2 separate regions of the Homo sapiens genome follow, and region 2 is linked to region 1. Evidence: read pairs that join two places in POLR2A ChIA-PET (ENCODE). Cell type or tissue: B cell. All regions are shown on one strand. Region 1 overlaps LOC105372880 (a long non-coding RNA gene). Region 2 overlaps CD55 (CD55 molecule (Cromer blood group)).

Region 1 (2,500 bases):
CCAGTCTGAGTAGGTTTCAAATGATGGATTTATCCCCTCATTGTGGACTGTATTTTCTTGCTTCTGCACATGACTGCTAATTTTTTTATTGGATAGTAGACTTTCTGAATTTTACCTTATTGGTGCTGAATATTTTTGTACTTCTGTAAACATTCTTGCACTTCATGCTTTTGTGCAGTTTACCTAAAATATGTGATCTTTTGGGGTCTTGATTTTAATATTTTTTTAGGTGAGGCCAGAGCAGTGCTCAATCTGGAGATAATTGTTCCAATTCCAGAGCCAAAATCTTCTGGCATGCTACATAAACCCTCATGAATTGTTAATTTTCAGTCAAGCTGGTGAAAACAGGCACAGTTTCTGCCTGCGTTAGGGGCTGTTCTTGCATTGCCATAAAGAAATATCTGAGAGTGGATCACTTATAAAGAAAAGAGGTTTAGGCTGGGTGCAGTGGCTCAGCCTATAATCCCAGGCCTTTGGGAGGGTGAGGTACGTGAATTGTTCGAGTGCAGGAGTTCAAAACTAGCCTGGGCAACATGGTGAAACCCTGTATCTATAAAAAATACAAAAGAAATTAGCTGGGCATGATGGCATGCACCTGTAGTCCCAGCTACTGAGGAGGCTGAGATGGGAGAATCACCTGAGCCTGGGAAATTGAGGCTGCAATGAGCCGTGATCACACCACTGCATTGCAGCCTGAGTGACAGGAGTGAGACCCTGTCTGAAAAGAAAGGAAAAAAAAAGAGGCTTAACTGGCTCATGCAGGGTTTACAGAAGCATAGTGTTGGCATTTGCTTGGCTTCTGGTAAAGCCTCAGGGAGCTTTCAATTATGGTGAAAGGCAAAGGGAGAAGTTGAGGCAAAGGGAGAAGTTGATGTCTCACATGGCCAGAGCAGGAGCAAGAGAGTGGGGGACAGGGGACTGCCACAAACTCTTACAAAACCAGATCTCACAAGAACTCATTCATCACCAAGGGAATAGGATAAGCTATACATGAGGGATACTCCTCCATGACCCAAATACCTCCCACCAGACCCCATCTCCAACGCTAGAGACTACATTTCAACATGAGATTTGGAAGGGACACATATTCAAACCATACCACTGCCCTTTTGTGAATGGCAAGCACTGTCACAAGTAATCCTTTTCTCTAACCATGAATATTTTTCTCACATGAATGCATTGAATGGTATTCAGCTAAATACTCAAGAGCACCTTTTGCAGATCTCCAAAGTTCTCTTTTTCTGCAGTTCTCTTCTATGTCTCTGTCCTGTGAACTTTACCTTCCTAGCTTCCTTGATCTCCCCATACTCTCAGTATTGTCTCAACTTAGGTAGTTCACTGCCCTCCACTTTCATTCCCCTTCCCTGTGCAGCAGTCTGGAGATTCTTTCAAGACAGTAAAGTAGGGCAATCATAAGTCTTACATCATTTGTTTCCCATCTCACAGGGATCCCAGTCCTTCATTATCTGATGTCCAATGTCTTTCAAATAATTGTTTCCTATATGTCATCTATTTTTTTGTTATGTAGGCGGGAGGATAAACCCAGTTCCTCTTTTCCACCTTTGCTGGAAGCAGAAATTTCCTTTATGGTTAGATACCTTCCTCTACAATATACTTAGAAAGCTCTGACATTCTCCAGTCTATTCAGCATAGGTCACCTTTGAGTTTAGGTTTTAGTCAACCAGTGGAGCAGATTTTTAGAGCCACTCCCAGTTGTCTAAGCTAATGCATCAAACCCAGAATCTTTTGTTAGTGCTCTCATGCTGAAAATGCACTAATGCTAGCACTCACCTGGTAAAAATATATATATGACATATTTCTTTCACTCTGGTCTAACATGTTTAAGATCCACTCCCATTTATATTCCCTGGATTTCTACAGACATAAATAAGAGAAATCTGGAAATTCTTTCCATGTATATAATACTTCCTCCCAGGTCACACATAAAATCAAGCCTGGGGAGCTGAGAGAACTTAAAAATAATTATAGATCTAGAACCAATGAGAGCTGCTGGAGGTGGGTCTTGATGAGGATCAGCATTCCCCTCCAAGGTAACTTCTTTGGGAAGTTCATTAAAGCCTCTTCAAAATAAACATTTCTCATTGTAAGTCTGTCACCCACAGGATATAACTTTAGTTCTTTTTTTTGTTTTGTTTTTCTTTTAAGAAATGTTTACTCGTTGACTACGTGAGATAATTTTGGGGGGGCCTTCAAAAAATTTCTTGTTCTTTATTCAAGCTTGAATTGAGAATTTAAAGTCTTGATCATATAATTTTCTTTCTCCAAGTTCTCTGATTCAGAATCAGTCAGTAAACCATATAGTCTTTATGTTATCTTCATTTCTATTAAAATAAGCTTTATAGGCAGATGCAAAGATGAGAACGACATTTATTTTACTCACAGTTGTAGGAGGTGCAATGTTGCGCTTGTTCATACAACTTCTAAATATGAGATTAATCAGCTTTGCCCACTGTATGCTAAGTAGGTAGGGTTTGTAACA
Region 2 (2,500 bases), 66 kb after region 1:
CATTAGACAGATACTACATTAATATATAGGGTATCATCTTCACTGCCAAAGAACCCAACTTAGAATTCTATCTACCTACCTCCAAGAACTGGAGTGACCTAGAGGATGCACATCATCTTTTTTGAAGAAATGTGGGATGACCCAGACACTTCAAAAGGTCTAACTTGCAGAGCTAACAAAGTGGAAATGCAATGCATGTGCTATGAAAACAAAAAGTTATGGAAAGGTTTTGTTCTTGCTTATATCATACTTAATGTAACAGAATAAAGGGCCTGTGGACAAGTGAAGGCACCCTGGGAAGAGATTTTCGTAGATGATTTGAAAAACAGTATGCTTGAGTAACCCTTAAATTTTCCATTTTGTAAATGCAGATTCAACTCTGCTTCCTCAGAGAGACATCCACAGGACCCTTTAAGTGTCTTGCCATCATCGTTGGATTTTCTGTACCTCTGTATTTCTTCAATTTTTTTAATAAGGGAAATTCACATACTTCCTTTTCCAGACTAAACGTATCACAGAAAGATTATATGATTATATTATCTGACTTAAACCTGAATAACAGGCAGATAACTGATGTCACTTTATAATGGGACTTAAGTTTGTCATGTATAGGGGCATGTAATAAGACATAAAGACCCCTGTAACCACATCTTATTAACTTCAAATAGCTACTTAAGAGTCAAGACTCTTGAAAGTACATTTAGATTTGGGCTAGTCTGTAATATATGCCATATTCAAGTTTAAAGGATAAATAAGTACACAATTGTTAGGGGATACAGAAAAAATATTTTCTATATTTCACTGAATATTTCCTGACTTCTTATTTATTATTCTTTAAATTGATCTATTAGTCCCCATGAGGGACTTATGAATGTCTCAGTATAGGACTTTGGCAACAGAGGGGAATAAAGCAATACTTGTAGGGAATCACGGCACCTTAATTGTCCAATTTGGGTTGTATTGTCTCTTGGTCTGTCACTAGGATGAGCATCTTTCTATCTTTTAAAGTACCTGGGAAGATCACTTGAGCCTGGGAAACAGAGGTTGCCGTGAGCCGAGATTGCACCACTGCACACCAGCCTGGGTGACAGAGTGAGACCCTGTCCCCCATCCAAAAAAAAAAAAAAAAAAAAAAAAACCTGGTAATAGAGAAACTAGTCATCGGCCTCTATTTATTGCCTACTAGCTCTGTGAAAGGCAAGTTACAAATTTTGCAAAACCACAGTTATCTTAGCTGAAAATGGGATAAAAATGCTACATTATAAGATTGTTGTGAGAAGAATATGAAATAATACATTAAAAAAAATCAGTACAGTACTTGCCACAGAGAAAACATGTAAATATTACCTGAATAAAAGACTGTTCTTATTCTTTGGTGTGGCCAGAGGGAGTGATGAAATTATCAGAAATCCAGCTTAGGAAAATAATAGTGATTGCATGCAGTGACTTCCTTAAGCTAATATTTATTCAACTTTTAGGACTGTGCTTGGAGTTTTCATACCCACTAATCACATTAAGCTTCAAATACTTCACATAGGAATCACAATCTCTATCTCTTAAATGAGAAAACTGAGTCTCAGAGAGATTAAGTTAATCACTTAATCACTTGGGTTGAATAATTACTAAGTGAAAAAAACAGGATTCAAACCAACATCCGACTGGTTTGACTCCAGAGGTTAAGCTCTTTCTTCTATATGATTTTGTCTTTAAAAACAATAAAAACAAAACCAACAGAAAGCAAGCATTCTCAATGGGGGTGATACCTGATGAAAGTTAAAAAAAAATTTTCCTTTTTTAAGTACAGAGTGCAGATATATATGTGATACATAAACTGATTTACAGTATATGTGTGGTGGAGGATGATCAAAAAAAAATGTCTAAAAAGGTCTTTGGTGAGAAGAGAGCAAGAATTAACGCACCCCCCACCCCCCACAAAAAAAAATTGGGAAACACTTATACAAAGCCAACGGAAGAAAAGATTTAAAATTCACAACACATGCTTCATTTACAAGGCAAATTAGAAAGTTCTGTAACATTAGTCAGTCTTTCTTCCTTAGCAGAATAGGAAAAAAAAATCAAATACTTCCAAAATTCAAAGATCATCTGTATCATTTTACTTACATTGCAGTGTAATTGATGAAACAATTTTCTTGCAGTAGAGTTAATTTATCTTTAAAGAAGAGTAACCTCATTCACATAATAAATTTAATGAATATAATTTTCAGGTTTATGTCCTACAAATATGAAATCACACACAAAAAATGTTGCCATATGTCCAGTTTAAGAAGGAAGGACTTCCTCTTTATTTTTTAACACAAGCTGGAATGCCGACTAAGGAAAGTTTTCTAGAAAATCAAAGGGTATAATACTTAAAGAATTTCAGGAAAAAAAGGCATTTCAAACCTTCATTGAGTGCCATTGAGCAGGTGAGAAAAAACTCATTTATTAAACTCATCACTTTTGTGATCATTAAATCATCAGACTTTCATTTGAAACACAT

The links. ChIA-PET counts read pairs that join two places held together with the same protein. Peaks named below come from ENCODE experiments on the same cell type or tissue, not always from the same donor. Only the 100,000 strongest peaks of a DNase experiment are listed, where the experiment ranks them.
Region 2: POLR2A ChIA-PET joins it to region 1 with 5 read pairs; 5 of 35 experiments call an interaction of 5 or more read pairs at or near these places.

What each region holds. Positions count from the first base shown.
Region 1 is chr1:207,417,625-207,420,124 of GRCh38, reverse strand. All of the region lies in intron 1 of LOC105372880 (a long non-coding RNA gene), which reads right to left. Among named protein-coding and RNA genes, the nearest start is that of CR2, 35 kb to the left of the region's middle. In B cell, no CTCF peak of the experiment used is centred here; a DNase peak (open chromatin) is centred at 1,521.
Region 2 is chr1:207,351,679-207,354,178 of GRCh38, reverse strand. All of the region lies in intron 9 of CD55 (CD55 molecule (Cromer blood group)), which reads right to left. Among named protein-coding and RNA genes, the nearest start is that of CD55, 31 kb to the right of the region's middle. In B cell, no CTCF peak of the experiment used is centred here; no DNase peak of the experiment used is centred here; H3K27ac peaks cover 830 bases.